Linked DNA regions of Homo sapiens: region 1 is linked to region 2. The links are chromatin loops, found by intact Hi-C in ENCODE. Cell type or tissue: B cell. All regions are shown on one strand.

Evidence for each region. Peaks named below come from ENCODE experiments on the same cell type or tissue, not always from the same donor. Only the 100,000 strongest peaks of a DNase experiment are listed, where the experiment ranks them.
Region 1: a loop joins it to region 2, with 2.2 times the contacts of the local background. A loop is called at or near these places in 1 of 110 quality-filtered maps.

The regions. Positions count from the first base shown.
Region 1 is chr16:81,827,862-81,835,861 of GRCh38, reverse strand. All of the region lies in intron 2 of PLCG2 (phospholipase C gamma 2), which reads right to left. It overlaps LOC124903731 (a long non-coding RNA gene), which reads left to right and starts at 3,968. Exons shown (of 2, transcript XR_007065139.1): 1 at 3,968-4,064; 2 at 6,026-6,276. RefSeq lists enhancers at 2,715-2,764, 3,455-4,036, 4,037-4,618. In B cell, a CTCF peak has its summit at 3,902; DNase peaks (open chromatin) are centred at 2,811, 3,971 and 7,715; H3K4me3 peaks cover 3,130 bases; H3K27ac peaks cover 7,745 bases.
Region 2 is chr16:81,497,604-81,505,603 of GRCh38, reverse strand. The region is part of intron 1 of CMIP (c-Maf inducing protein); the gene reads right to left. Among named protein-coding and RNA genes, the nearest start is that of MIR7854, 32 kb to the left of the region's middle. RefSeq lists enhancers at 9-78, 89-358, 7,627-7,686, 7,747-7,866, 7,783-8,000. In B cell, CTCF peaks have their summits at 7,535 and 7,736; DNase peaks (open chromatin) are centred at 353, 4,183 and 7,643; H3K4me3 peaks cover 1,429 bases; H3K27ac peaks cover 5,966 bases.

The DNA.
Region 1 (8,000 bases), 330 kb before region 2:
GCCAAGGGACACCCAGGGTCACCAGCAGCTACCAGAGGCCAGGAAGAGGAGAGGAAGGATCCTCCCCTAGAGCCTCCAGCGGGAGCACTGCCCTACCAACACCTTGATTTCAGACTTCTAAGCTCCACACTGCAAGGGAATAAGTACATTTCTGTTTTAAGTCCCTCATTTTGTGGCACTTGTGTTATGGCAACCACAGGACACTAATATAGGTAATAACATGGTTTTCCTATTATCTTCAATTATTATCATTATTATTATGATTATTATTATTATTATATTTGAGACCGAGTCTTGCTCTGTCGCCCAGGCTAGAGAGCAATGGCACAATCTCAGCTCACAGCAACCTCCACCTCCCAGGTTTAAGCGATTCTCATACCTCAGCCTCCCAAGTAGTGTCACCACACCCGGCGAATTTTTGTATTTTTGGTAGAGATGGGGTTTCGCCATGTTGGCCAGGCTGCTTTCAAACTCCTGACCTCAGGTGATCTGCCCGCTTTGGCCTCCCAAAGTGCTGGGATTACAGGTGTGAGCCACCACACCCGGCCATCTTCATTATTATTATAACAGCTACTTACTAAGTGTTAGCTGTACGTAAGGTAGTATATTAACTGCTTCACCTAAATTATCCCATTTCGTGCCAGCCACCCTACGACAGAGGAGTCATTATTATACCCATTTTGCAGACATAAAATTCTAAGGCTCAAAGCAGACAAGGAGCTTGTCCAAGGTCACACAGTGAATCAATAACAGAGCTGACACCAAACCAAGTAAGTGGCACCTGGAAGGCCACTTCCTCCTCTTTGGGTACCTCCACCTCCTCCCACTGAGAAAAACAGTGTTCATGACACCAGGAGGTGGGCAATGGGCCTTTCCCCTGCCCACAGGGTCTGTTCTCCAGAGAGCAGATTACAGCAAGGACTTGGCACTTTTGCAGTAGTACCCAGTTCTACAATGGACCAAGGCTGCCTCCCCATCCACCCAAGAGGAATCCAGAGTTAGCCATAAAAGACCAAAGGAACAAATAAAAACTCCTCAGCTCATGGCCAAGAAGCTCTGGGGACTGGCAGGAGGTTTTGTTAAAGGAGATTGTCCTCGTCCTGGGAGCCCTTGTAAAGGGCAGCCATGCCTTGGTCCAGTGGGTTCTCCTCCCCACCCTGCTCAGATCTCACCCTGTCCCAGGTGGGTCCTACCAGAATCTTCCTCTCAGGAACATCCCTCAAGGAGCCCCAGCTCTGAAACTCCCAACAGCAGCAGCAGCAGCAGCAGCTCTGCAGATCCAGGGTCTATCAACCACGTGACGAGTGCTCTCTGTCCATCATCTCAGCGGTCTCTCCCAAAGCCCTAAGTAACTACCATTATCATCAACTCCATTTTGCAGAAGGGGAAACTGAGGCTCAGGCAGGTTGGGCAAGCTGGGGTCTGAGTCCTGCCAGTCTAGCTGCAGGCCCAGAGTTCTCCAACACCACCCGCGCCGGCTCCTGGGCTAAGACTCTCACACAGACCGCCCTCACAATTCTGCCAGCAGCCAGCAGAACACCGAGCCCTCCGAGGTCAAGTTCAGGGCAGAAACACCTACTGGGACAGAGAACAAACCAGGTCCCCCTTACTGAACATTTAATAGGTGTCAGAGTTGACCTCAACATCTCTTTAATCCTCCCACCAATCTTGGGAAGAAAGCCCCATTTTCCAGAGACAGCCCAGGAAGATGAAGTCACCCATTCAAGGCCACCTGGCTGGGTTTTGATGCCAAAGACACCAGGGTAGTCTGTGCGGGTGGCCCACAGTGGAAGGCCCGGAGACAAGGTAAGTCCAGTTACCTCCTGTCCCCATTCCCACGTTCCAGCAGCTGCTCCCTGAATGACCTCTCAGAAAACCTTGGGGTGAACCTGCTAGCTTCTGGCTAAAGATGAATGCTTCCTTTGAAGTCAGGTAAGCCTCTGCAGACAGAGAGATGCCAGAAGCATTCAGCACTCCCATCGCCAAAGGCAATCGTTAGGCAAGACACACAGGAGGCCGGGCGCCGTGGCTCATGCTTGTAACCCCACCACTTTGGGAGGCCAAGGCAGGAGGACAGCTCGAGCCCAGGAATTCCGAGACCAGCCTAGGCAACACCCTCACCTTGGCTGTAAGTTCCCACCTCTACAAAAAAATATATATAATAATTAGCCAGGAGTAGTGGTGCATGCCTGTGGTCCCAGCTACTCAGGAGGATGAGGTAGGAGCATTTCTTGATCCTAGGAGGTGGAAGGTACAGTGAGCTGTGATCACACCACCGCACTCCAGCCTGGGTGACAGAGTGAAATCCTGACTCAAAAAAAAAAAAGATTTTTTTAAATTTTGAAATTGAAAAAAAAAAAAACAGGCAGGAGTATCCTTTTACCTTGTCAGTGATTAACAGGAGAGGCCAGGGGCTTCCAGGTGCCTCCTCCTCACCCACAGGGAACGGCCACCCCGGGCCAGAATACTGGCTCAGGACCCGTGTACCGACCGGAGCCACAGTCCAGGAAAAAGGACCCTGGGGGTGTGGACAGATTGCGAAAGAAGGCCCCAGTCCTCCAGAAGCTTCTCCAGAGCCCAGTGACTCTAACACACAACCAGGCTGTGGCCCCCACAGAAAGGTAAAGCACTCCTTCTTTAAAGGGTGATTTTCATTCTGGGGTTGCTGAACCCCAAACGTGGTATCCTCATGCTGTGGGCTCTTCTCACAGACCAGACTCAGGGAAGGAATGGGTTCTGCGAGGTGGGTGCCAGCAGGAAAGCACCCTCACCTTGGCTGTAAGTCCCCACAAGACACCCCCTCTCTGAGAGGTTGCCTTCCGCTTCTGGACTTCCCTTTCCAGGTCCTCATCACATCTCACAAGCGTGACTTGTTTCCCTCAGTTACTGTCATGGCCCCAGCAGCAAGCTGGGCACACAGGAGGCCTTCAAGTATCGGCTGACCACTGGCTGCCTGGGCCTCACACGCTGACACCTTCCTATCTGGGCACTTAGCCTGCTCTCTTATGGCTAATGGGTCACCCACAGGGTCTCCCACTAGCTGCAAGGATGGCAGGCCTCTGCCTCATTCTCTAGCTTTGCAAGAATGGGATCTGATCCTCACGCAGTCAACTGGATATCATACCACTCACAGAAGTGTAATTAAAATGGTAGATTCTGCCTGGGCGCAATGGCTCATGCCTGTAATCCCAGCACTAAGGGAGGCTGAGGCAGGAGAATGGCTTCAGCTCTGCAGTTTAAGACCAGCCTGGGCAACACGGCAAAATCCCATCTCCACAAAAAATACATACACACACACACACAAATTAGCTGGGCATGGTAGTGCACATCAGTAGTCCCAGCTACCTGGGAGGCTGAGGTGGGAAGATAGCTTGAACCCAGGAGACAGAGGTTGCAGTGAGCCGTGATCATGCCACTGCGCTCCCACCTGGGTGATAGAGTGAGATCGTGTCTCAAAAAAAGGCAGGGTGGGGACAGATTCTACTCAAAAAGGAAAAGAAGAGCATGCATTAGGGAATATTCACTTAACCTCTTTTGCTTAATCTGAGGATTATTCCTAAAATGTGGCTGCCATGTGGAGCGGAGCCCAGGAGAGAGGCTCTGATGGTGACTGCCACCTCTGACCACTACCACTGTTAACAATGATGGTGAATATCCCCCCAAGTATTCACCATGAGTCAGGCACTGAGCAAAGGCTTTATGTGCATTTCCTCATTTGAGTGCCACAGAATCGCCACAATATCACTATTCCCCCCCTCCATTTATCAAAGGAGAAGACTGAGGCCGGAGGACGACAAAGCCCACTGCTGGTAACTGTGTCCGAGTGCCCAGGCTCAATGGTGGGGCATGACTGGCTCCAGCAAGACAGCAGCCTGCAGAAGTCAGTCCCTTCCGCTAGGGCAAGAGGAGTCACCCCTGCCCCCGCTTTGCCTGTGCAAATGAGTCTTCATTTGTGGTTAGCAAGCCAGCCCTTCATTTCCCCACCAGGCTCAGAGTTTTGCAAACCAAAGTTGGGGGATGGCTAGCGTGGCCTCCCGGCAGTTCCTGTTGCAGACAGCTAGAAGGTAAGAGCCTTCCTTCCCTTTCAGACAAGGCAGGATTGGGGCAAGAGCGGGGAGCCTCCTGGGGTCCCCATTACCCTCTAGCCCAGGCACTTCTGGCCTAAGTTCCCCCTAACACAAGGATCTGAGTCCCACTCGGGGTACAAATGCCTGCTGGACTCCACAGCTTGGGGCTGAAATCTACCTGCCTCCCTCTTTCCCAGCACTGGTCAGAGACCCAGCCAGGGGTCCCAACTGGAGTATGGGGTTGGATGAGGTTCAAATACTAACCCCACCATGTCCCCAGGTGTAAAACTGAGACAAATAGAGAGGGCCAGTTTCGTGGCATTGACATGAGGATTTAAGGAGACCAAGTTCATGGCCAAGTGCTTAGTGCAGTGCCTGGCACACAGCCTGTGTTTAAATGTTTGCTGCTATTATCCACAGATTCTCACGATGATGGTCACGTCCGTTCATTCAGCCATTAGGTCAACAAAGAGTAGGTAAAAGCCAGCGTGCCAGGCACTGTTCTGGGAGCTGGGGATACAGCTATGAATAAAACAGACCAAATTCCTGGCCTCGAAGAATTACATTCTAATAGGAGGAGACAGAGACAAGTCAATATTTATTACACTTGGCAATCACAAGTGCTACAAAAACTAAACCAAAGAAGAGCAAAGCATGGTGTGTGACCAGGAGGGAGGGGCTCTCATAGAAGGTGTTATCAGGGAGGCCTCCCCAGAGGTGGTGACATCTGGGCTGATGTCTGAGATAGAATATTTCAGGCAGAGCAAATAGTAAATGCAAAGGCCCCAAGATGGAAATGTGTATGGTTGGTTGTAGGAAGAGCAAGGTTGTCACCAGCTGGGACACACTGCGTATGCTCTCTGAAACCCTCATGACCCGCAGTGCCTGTCCATCTCCCCTCTCCTGCCTGGACATTCTAGTCACGCTGTCTCTGCACTTGCATATACCCTCAGTCATCCAGAAGCCCGATGCCCCCCTCACCCTTCCCATCCCCCTCCACTATCACACACTGTGTCTGTCAGTCTCCTCCAGGGTCCTCTGGAGTCAGCTGCAGCCCTTGGCAGATGATTTTGCCATTTCATTCATATATATACATATATAAAATATATGTGTGTATATATATATATACACACACACACACACACACCCCACACATTTTTTTGTTGTTGTTTTTTAAGACACAGTCTTACCAGGCATGGGGGCTTATGCCTGTAATCCCAGCACTTTGGGAGGCTGAGGCCTATGGATCACTTGAGGTCAGGAGTTCCAAGACCAGCATGGCCAACGTGGTGAAATCCTGTCTCTAATAAAAATACAAAAATTAGCCAGTGGTGGTGGCATGCGCCTATAATCCCAGCTACTTGGAAGGCTGAGGCACAAGAAACGCTTGAACCCAAGAAGTGGAGGTTGCAGTGAGCCAAAAGTAGCACCACTGCCCTCCAGCCTGGGCCACAGAGCAAGACTCTGTCTCAAGAAAAAAGAAGAAGAAAAAGACAAGACACTGCTGGAGTGAGTGGCATGATCACAGCTCACTACAGCCTCAACCTCCTGGGCTTAGGTGATCTTCCCACCTCAGACTCCTAAGTAGCTGGGACCACAGATGCGTGCCAACATGCCTGGCTAATTTTTGTACTTTTTGTAGAGACAGGGTTTCATCATGTTACCCAGGCTATTCTCAAATCCCTGGGCTCAAGTGATCCCCCTGCCTCAGCCTCCCAAAGTGCTGAGATTATAGGCATGAGCCACTGCACCCGGCCACTATTATATATTTAATCTCTCCACTCCTTGAAGGCAAGACAGCACTGCCCGTTCATGGGTCCACAGCAGGAAAGTGCCTGGCACCTAGTGGGGATGCCACCGAGAGGTAGAATAAGCCCCCTAGAGAGCGATTTGGCACTCACTACTGAGGCTGGAAATACACACGCCCCCCCACTCAGAGGTTCCTTCCCCATCCACAGCTACCACAGCACCCTCTGCAATTTCAAAGGAGAAAGGGACTCAGCACAAATGCCCAGCAGGAGAGAGTGGACAAAATGGCTCTTGTCACCAATGGAATGCTCTACAGCAATTCAAAAGAAAGAAACACCTCTACATATCGATGGAAATAAACAAAAACTAGGTGCAATGTGGTGTCCTGGATGAATCCTGGAACAGAAGGAGAACATACGAGGAGAAACTGTTAAAGTCCAAATAAATTCTGGAACTTTGATAGCGATGTGGTAATGTTAATTTCTCACTTTTGGCAAAGGTATCATGGCAATATAAAACAGAGAAATGGGCCGGGTGTGGTGGCTCACACCTGTAATCCCAACACTTCGGGAGGCCAAGGAGGGTGGATCACCTGAGCTTAGGAGTTCGAGACTAGCCTGGTCAACATGGTGAAACTGGCTAGGCACGGTGGCTCACGCCTGTAATCCCAGCACTTTGGGAGGCCGAGGCGGGCAGATCACCTGAAGTCAGGAGTTCAAGGCCAGCCTGACCAACAGGGTGAAATCCCATCTCTACTAAAAATACAAAAATTAGCCGGGCACGTTGGTGTGTGCATGTAATCCCAGCTACTCAGGAGGCTGAGGCAGGAGAATCGCTTGAACCCGGAAGACAGAGGTTGCAGTGAGCCGAGATCGTGCCACTGCACTCCAGCCTGGGTGACAGAGCCAGACTCCGTCTCAAAAAAAATAAAATAAAATAAAAACTACTAACTACCCCATTAATGAATGAAAATCACAGATACAAAAAAGACAGGGCAGAGGGGGCAGTCCTTGTCATCATTAAAAGCCAGGTCCTGTGCTTTTCTGACTATTCCTGAGACTAGCAATGTTTGAGAGAATGGCCCACACAGGAAATTCATTCTGTGATCTCCTGTAAAATCAGAATGCAGTTGGTAAGATACAGCCTCTTATCTCCTGAACTCATGATCCACCCACCTCGGCATTCAGAAAAGAAAAAGGAATGCAAGTTAAGGGGAAATAAATTCACATTTGTTGAAACCTTCTATGTACCCGACTTCACCAGGCACTCAGGAAAATGCCACATTGTTCAATCATCACAGCAGCTTCGGAAGGCTGAGGCTGTGACGGCTGGCTTCTATATGAGGAAACTGAGTCTCAGACGACTTTTATAACTTGCTTAAGGTTGTAAAAGCAACCTTTTCTCAAGACCCTCTGCTGACCCGCAAGGACTCGCTGATCAAAACTGCAGCTCATAAAAGCAAAGGAAGAGGCACCACACCACAGCACAGAATAAAAATGACGCTTCTCGGCCGGGTGCGGTGGCTCACGCCTGTAATCCCACCACTTTGGGAGGCCGAGATGGGTGGATCACGAGGTCAGGAGATCGAGACCATCCTGGCTAACATGGTGAAACCCAGTCTCTACTAAAAATACAAAAAAATTAGCCGGGCGTGGTGGCAGGCACCTGTAGTCCCAGGAGGCTGAGGCAGGAGAATGGCGTGTACTTGGGAGGCGGAGCTTGCAGTGAGCCGAGATCACACCACTGCATTCCAGCCTGGGTGACAGAGCAAGATTCTGTCTCAAAAAAAAAAAAAAAAAAAAAAAAAAAATGACATTTCTCAACAGTCTGGAACAGACTTCACAAGTTGTTGGCCTGGGAACTGCATCAGGGTACAGGAGTGTTTTGTCAGGTGAAGATCATTTTGCTTATTTGTGTGTTTCAATGAGTCAACTTTTTTTTTTTTTTTTTTTTTTGAGACGGAGTTTTGCTCTTGTTGCGCAGGCTGGAGTGCAATGGCATGATCTCGGCTCAGTGCAAGCTCCGCCTCCCAGGTGCAAGCAATTCTCCTTCCTCAGCCTCTCAAAGAGCTGGGATTACAGGCATCCGCCACCATGCCTGGCTACTTTTGTATTTTTAGTAGAGACGGGGTTTCTCCATGTTGATCAGGTTGGACTTGAACTCCCGACCTCAGGTGATCCACCC
Region 2 (8,000 bases):
CTGACACTACTCATAACTTTCTTCACAGTCTGGGGAAACAGACAAGGCTTTCAGTTCCCAAACTAAGAAAGCACTAAAGCTCCAAGAGGGACCAGAAACTCGGCCCAGCAGGTCCCAGCTGAGGCTCTGGGGCTCACAGACCCCGCTGCCTTTGAAAACCAGGGTGCAAATGGACAAAACGCACAAGATCAGCAGCTCTCCAGGCGTGGGGTCTGGAGGACCAGGCCCACATGGAAGCAAGAACAGGCAGAAGCGAAACAACAACATGGCCTCCACACAGGCCCAGTTCTCTCCTTTTTCAGAACACATGAGGGATTCCACTTCCCTTCCCTCTTCACCCACCCCTATAAATTATAGGTGTGGCTACGTGACTTGTGCTGGCCAATGAACCATGAGCAGTGATGTGTGTCCTGTACAAGTGGCCACACCCCCGTCCTGCCTCCAGGACAGCAGAAGCACATGTTGAGACGGGCCCTCCATCGGCTGGGTCACTGCACGATCAGATGAGCAAGGCTCCCGACTGATGTGCCCTGGACATTTAGCATGAAGGAGAAATAAACCTCAGGTGTGTTGAGCAGCTGCGCTGCCCGTTACCGTTGCACAGCCCAGCCTCACTGGCTGATTCAAGGGGTCAAAAGAGCAGGGTCTAAAGCAGCACTTTCCAAACTGTCTGTGGGAAAAGACCCATTTTTATTTTCTTTCCAATCCACTGTAAACCAATATTTTTGAAAACTATAATGAAAATTTCATTGGAATGTCAAAATGCTAAAAGGGTTCCACACCCTCACTCTTGCTCTCCTCATTTCTCTCCCTAGAGGCTGGTAACAAGCTCTGCAGATAGGCACAGACTGGGACCACTCGTGGAATGGCACAGACCGTGGAGCACACACAGCACAGGTGGGCTGCAGGCCCACCGGCCATTTTTTCTTTTCTTTTCTTTTTTTTTTTTTTTTTTTTTTTTTGAGACGAGTCTCACTCTGTCGCCGAGGCTGGAGTGCGATGGCACAATCCTGGCTCACTGCAACCTCCATCTCCTGGGTTCAAGCGATTCTCCTGCCTCAGCCTCCCGAGTAGCTGGGATTACTGGCACCCACTACTACACCCGGCTAATTTTTGTATTTTTAGTAGAGACAGAGTTTCACCATGTTGGCCAGGGTAGTCTCAAACTTTTGACCTCAAGTGATCCACCTGCCTTGGCCTCCCAAAGTGCTAAGATTACAGGCATGAGCCATGGTGCCCAGCCCCGCTGGCCATTTTCTATTTTCTTTTTTCCTTTTTTTGAGACAGTCTCACTCTATCACCAAGGCTGAAGTGCAGTGGCATGATCTCAGCCCACTGCAACCTCTGCCTCCCGGGTTCAAGCGATTCTCCTGCCTCAGCCTCCCAAGTACTTGGGATTACTGGCGCCCACGACCACGCCAGGCTAATTTTTGTATTTTTAGTAGAGAGGGGGTTTCACCATGTGGGCCAGGCTGGTCTCAAACTTCTGACCCCAAGTGATCTGCCTCCCTCGGCCTTCCCAAGTGCTGGAATTACAGGTGTAAGCCACGGCGCCCAACCCCACTGACCTTTTTCTAACACTGGTGAAATAACTGAACCTTCCCAAGCCTCACCTCTCCATTTATAAAATGACAGTTGGCATGTGAGGATTTAAATATAAAGTCCATGGAGCACAGGGCCAGGTGTGAACACGCCCTCATTACATGTCAGCTACTCAGCCACATCCTGCCCTGTTCCCAGGTGATGACGTCTGTCACTGACAGGCCTGGTGATCCGCTCAGGGATCTGGAGGGGTGCCATGGGGTTCAGGCAACCTCAGAACAAGGCAGTGGGTTGAGATTCAGAATTCACTTCTAGACATCCACAGTGAGATAAGGTGACCAGACTGGCACCTCAATGGGGCAGAAGGCCAGGCGCGGTGGCTCAGGCCTATAATCCCAGCACCTTGGGAGGCCAGGGCAGGAGGATCGCTTGAGCTCAAGAGTTCAAGAACAACCTCAGCAACACAGAGAGACCTGTCTGTACAAAAAAATTTAAAAATTAGCCAGGTGCAGTGGCATGTATCTATGGTCCCACCTACTCGGGAGGCTGAGGTGGGAGGATGGCTTGAGCCTGGGGGGTCAAGGCTGCAGTAAGCCATAATTGTTGCCACTGCACTCCAGCCTGGGTGCACAGAGACCCTGCCTCAAAAAATAAAAATTAAAATAAAGGGATCAGAGGTATCTGGGACTAGGCAGGCGACCCAGTGATCCACTGAGACCAGGGATAACACTGACTGCTCATACCAGGGGGAAACTCTTCACCATCAAGCACCCGGCTGTCACACAGCAGAGCCACAGATGATGACCCAGGGCTGTGTTCACTCCAGAGCAGGGTAACCATGTATCCCGGTTTCCCTGGGACTGAGGGATCTCCTGGAATTCAAGACTTTCAGTATAATTGGGACAGTATTGGGCAAATCAGAACAAACTGGTCACCGTACTCCGGGGCCTGTGTTCTTTAGCTGTAATATTTAGGTTGTGCTGAACTAGGGCAGCTCTTTAATGAAACATCAACGAGGAGGCCAGAGTAGATCTCTGGCTGCTTAACAGACTGCCTGGGAAAGCCACATCCCACGACATCACGCAAACATATCTAAGGACAGAGAGACAGGGCGTGATGGATGCAGCAGCAAAGACAAAGTGATTACCCGGCATTGCAGGGACAGCAGTGGCTCCGCACAGCCTGGGGACTGGCTCTGCCCTGAGGCCTGTTCAGGAATGGAAATTTCTAAATACTGGTCACATAGCCAGAAGGCTTTTTCTTGCTTCTTTTTTTGTTTTGTTTTTTGCATTCAAACAATAGGTAATCAGAATCTGCTTAGTTAACAGCCATATTGTCATAATTTGCCAAACAAAGCAATGGGAATATGATGATAACGGTAACACTTGACATTTCTCACAAGGGCAGGTCTTGGATGTGACTTCATTTCCCAGAGCCTGCTGGCTGTCTTCTTTTGTCTGAGTCCTCCCCATCCTCGCCCAGCCATCAGCATGACGCCCAAATGCCTGGCGCACGTGACAGGCCCATGGATCGCTGAGCGAATGAGTTAATGAACGAGGACATCTCCGTTCTGCGGGTAACCCAGGCACCCCCAGGCGAGCCAGGCTGGGTGCTCTGTGGCCATGTCACCTCCCCCTCCATTGCTCACATGGAGGCAGTGCCACCATGTCCCCAGGATTGTCCTGAATACTCAATACATAAGTTGACCATGTAATCTATGAATGAAATGAAGCGTCACTGATCACTTTACTAGGACTACAAGTGTAAACTGGGACTGTCCAGGCAAAACAGGACAAGTGGTCACCTCACTGATGTAGCATCTCACCTAATCCTTGTTATGCTGCAACTGTCAGCCCAGGTCCCGGGTCCAGACTCCATGGTCTGAAGCCCAGCCCTGCCTCCTAGCAGCTGGGTACGTTACTTAACCTCTCTGGGCCTCAGTTTCCTCATCGGAGCTAGGCAGTAGCTGCCCCTTAGGGCTGCTCTGCAGACTACTCTATTTAATAGTTGCAACACTTAGAATAGGGCCTAGCATATAGTAGGCACCACTCATGTGTTGACTGAATAAAAAAGTCCTCCCATCATCCCCAGGATTGTTGCCATTTCATAAATCAGGCAAGGAAGGCACAAGGACTTAAGTCACTTGCCGGTTAGTAGCAGAATGGCTCACGCCTGTAACCCCAGCACTTTGGGAGGCCGAGGTGGGCGGATCACTTGAGGTCAGGAGTTCGAGACCAGCTTGGCCAACAGGGTGAAATCCCGACTCTACTAAAAATACAAAAATTAGCTGGGTATGGTGGCATGCACCTGTAATTCCAGCTACTCGGGAGGCTGAGGCAGGAGAATTGCGAGAACCTGGGAAGCAGAAGTTGCAGTGAGCTGAGATCACGACACTGCACTCCAGCCTGGGCGACAGAGCGAGACACCGTCTCAGAAAAAAAAAAAAAAAAAAAGAACCAGAGTCAAACCTAAGCATCAATGCCCATGCCACACCCATCCTGAGATCCTGCCCCCGACCCCACTCCACCCCCAGCTACCGCATTTTCTCTCCCCATTCAAGAATTTAGGGCTGTTCTGCAGATGACGCTATTTAATAGCGTAACCTTATAAGTCAAGTAAGAAGGAGTGCAAGGAGCCCGATACAATGCGTGGCACAGGGCACTGCCAGAGCTCCCCCTGGGGCCAAAGAGGGGCTTCAGGTCCCCTGAGGCTGTGTGGCACACGCAAAGCAGGAGGCACCAGTCCCAAAATAGGACGGGCATTTGCTGCCCGTGCGTCACAACCCAAAGTTGTTCTCCTTTTCTCTTCTTGCCAAATTACTCGATCTCAGAAATTCCTTAGCAAGACAAGACTGAAATGCAATCTCCAACCCCATCAGGCCCAGTGGAATTTCACCAACACAAATTACTGCGTTCTCCAGGAAAACGGAGGACGCTGGCCTGAAGTTTCAGATTCTCAGTAGGTCTTAGAAAGCTCCGGCACTTGAGCAGCTCCTGGAAGTGGCAGGAAGTGGTTTGCCTTTGCTTATTTTCCAAAGGATAACCACCAGATTTGCTCGTAAAAACTTGCTAACCAATTGGCAGAGGGCACCTGCGCAATCCAATGATTTCTCATATCCTGGGTTTTTCTTCTCTTGTTAGTTCAACTCGTGAGGACTTCAAAGACGCAGATGCACAAGGCTTGGCTTGGCACATGCAAAGAAGGAAGGAAAGAAAGAAGGAAGGGAGGGAGGAAGGGAAGGACAGAGAGGGAGGGAAAGGAAACAGTGGGCCGGGGAGGGCACAGTGGCTCATGCCTGTAATGCCAACACTTTGGGAGGCCAAGGTGGGTGGATCATTTGAGGTCAGGAGTTCAAGATCAGCCTGGCCAATATGGTGAAACCCAGTCTCTACTAAAAATACAAAAATTAGCTGGATGTGGTGGCACGCGCCTGTAGTCCCAGCTACTCAGGAGGCTGAGGCAGGAGAATCACTTCAACCCGGGAGGCAGAGGTTGCAGTGAGCGGAGATCGCACCACTGCACTCCAGCCTGGCGACAGAGTGAGACTCCATCTCAAAAAAAAAAAAGAAAGAAAGAAAGAAAAGGGGGAGGAAAGAAGGAGGGAGGGAGGGAGGAAGGGAGAGAGAGAGAGGGAGGGAGGGGAGGGAGGAGGGAGAGAAGGAGAGAGAGAAGGAGGAAGGGAGGAAAGGAGAGAGGAAGGGAGGAAAGGAGAGAGGGAGGGAGGGAGGGACAGAGGGAGGCAGGGAGGGAGGGAGGCAGGAAGGAAGGAAGGAAGGAAGGAAGGAAGGACGGAAGGAAGGAAGGACGGAAGGAAGGAAGGAAATTTTGATAAAGAATCAAAATTCACCAAAAGAATCGTTAAGCCACAGCCCATGGCGTCATGTTCACCGATGCTCAGGCAGGACTGCGCACCAGCTCTAAAAGTCGCCAGAGGCTGGGGCTGGCAGGACACAGAGTGAGGGAGGGAAAGAGGAGCAGAGACCAAGGAGTGGCTGAAGAAGGCCGATTGCCCCAGGGAGACTGGGTATGTTCTGCATCAGGAGAGAGAAGGAAGAAAGGGCTCCTCCAGAAGTCAGCAGCCCAAGCAAAGCAGAGGAGCCAGGTGAAGCCCAGAGTGCGTGGGGCGCCCCGGAAGGCAAGGGCAGAGGAGTTTGGATGCCTCCCATAGGGCCAAAATAGGAGAGTCTCGCCCGGGCTGACAAGCCCAGACTTGAATCTGAATGCCACAGGCAACAACTGCGAGTTGCTGGGCAGGACCGGAGCTGCCGCCCCCAAAACTGTTTCAGATTCAGAGGGCGCTGCTGGGTAAAGGAGGGGTAAAGGACTGGACGGGGAAGCTGAGTCTCCTCCACCACTTCTCAGGAAGCCTTTGGGGAGCCACCTCTGCTCCCCGGGCAGAGGCCACATGCCAGCCCAGTCTGCTAAGGACATTCCCAGATTCTTGGAGGCTGGGATGGGGGCACGTGTCCTGGGCCAGCCCAGAAGATGGATGACAAGGAAGCTACATGGGCGCCGGGACAGGCGGATGCTAAGGTGAGGAGACAGCTCAGCCAGGGCTGCCTCCCACTCAGAGGTCATCGCCAGGTCCAGATCTGTGCAGTCACTTCCCTCCCGAACTGGGCACTTGGGAGAAATCAGAGAATATCCTAGAAGGGACTCTGAAAGGGAGCTGGAGATTGGGGCGAGGCTTGGGGCACATGTGTACATGGGTGTGCAAGTGGTGTGTGTGTGCAGAGACAAGTATGTGTGCCGAGTGTCCTTCCATGCATAGGTGTGAGGCATGTGCATCCATGACCTTGAGATTGAGTGCTCATGGCCATATGTGTATACGGTGAGGGGGTGTGGCCATGCTGGGACACGTTCACAGTGTGAATGGTGCATGCATGCACACACATCTTCAACAGGCAAACAGCATCGTGTCAGGGCCAAGAGCCTGGACTGAAGCCTTGAGCACACGATCTAGCTTCTCTACACCGATCTAACTGCTCTACACCTCAGTTTCCTCATTTGTAAAATGGCGCTAATAACAGAAACTACCTCCTAGTGTTGATAGGGGGATTAAATACATTTGAATTTGTAAAGCACTCAGATGCTTGTACATGGGGTCCTACTAAATGGTATGCATGTGTGTGTTAAAAAATAAATGCATACGTGTGGGTGAGTGGTCGCACAGCTGGGAACCTGTATGTATGGAGAGGTGTGCACGGTGTAAACTAACTGGGACTGTGTGCACACGCAGGGGCAGGAAGATATGGGCTGGGTGTGCACGGATGTGCAAGAGGGAGGTGTGTCTGCCCGTTTGCAAACGTGTGGACTGTGTGTATACATGACGCCTGGGGGAGTGCATGCCAGGGCCCAGGACATGTGTGCTCAAGGACCATGGGGTGTATGCATGCACACACGTGTGTGCTCGTGGGGTATGCAAGTGTGTGCAGCCATGTTCTGGGGCACACATGTGTGGGCACCTGGGCAGGGGCATGGAGGGATGGGAGCCATGAGTCAGGTGGAAGGACCCTCTCAGAGTGAGGCGCGAGGAGCAGAGGCCTGATAACCCCCGTGAGAAAGCAGGACCACTGGGCAGAGGCAGAGTGGCCCCCTCAGAGCTGCCGAGCAGCCCCAGGGGGACTCGGTGCAGAGGTGAGGACCCAGACCAAAAAGGCCGGGGGACAAGGGCCGCATCTCACTCAGGCCTGTGCCCAGCCCCCGGCACTGGACCGTCCTCAGGAAGCTGGAAAGGAAGGAAGGAGAGAATGTGCCCAAGGGAGGGACACAGACCCCAACATGACAAGCACCATCCTCAGGTCACGTCCTGGGGCTCCACATCCATCATTTCATTGAACCTTCTTGACTGTCCTAGAAGGAGCCACGTTTTCAGACAAGGAAGCCGAGTTCTATGGTTAAAACATCTGCCCAGAGGCCCACTGCTAGGGAGCAGCAGGTTCCAACCCAGCTGGGTCTGACCTCTGTCCTCAGAGCCACCATGGTACTCTGAGAATGAATGAATGAACCAACACATGCATGCATGAATGAATGAACAGACCAACAAAGAACAATGAAAAGGAAACCGAAACTTAGTGCCCGGAAGAGGAATAAAATAAGGGAAGCACCGGAGAGTCGGCAGGCACTGCCTGGAGAAGCCTCTGGGGGGACCACAGCTGGAGCAGCAGCCATGGTGGCCTGCAGGGGACCCAGGAGCCCACGCTGCACGGGCAGAAGGAGCTTTCTTTGTAGCCCTTGAGGCTGCAGCAGCAGAGGAGGCGGCGGGGCACCTGTGTCGGCCAAGGCTCCCAGAGCACAAGCCCTGTGGCTTCACAGCAGGGCCAGGCCACTGAGCCTTTAGCACCAATTCAGAAAACCGGGATTCTGCACTCTATGCGAGTCCTGTGGGATTTGGGGTTAACAAGACCTCGGCTGCCCAGGCCCAGACACCCTCGGAGAGCCAGTCTGCCGAGGCCTGG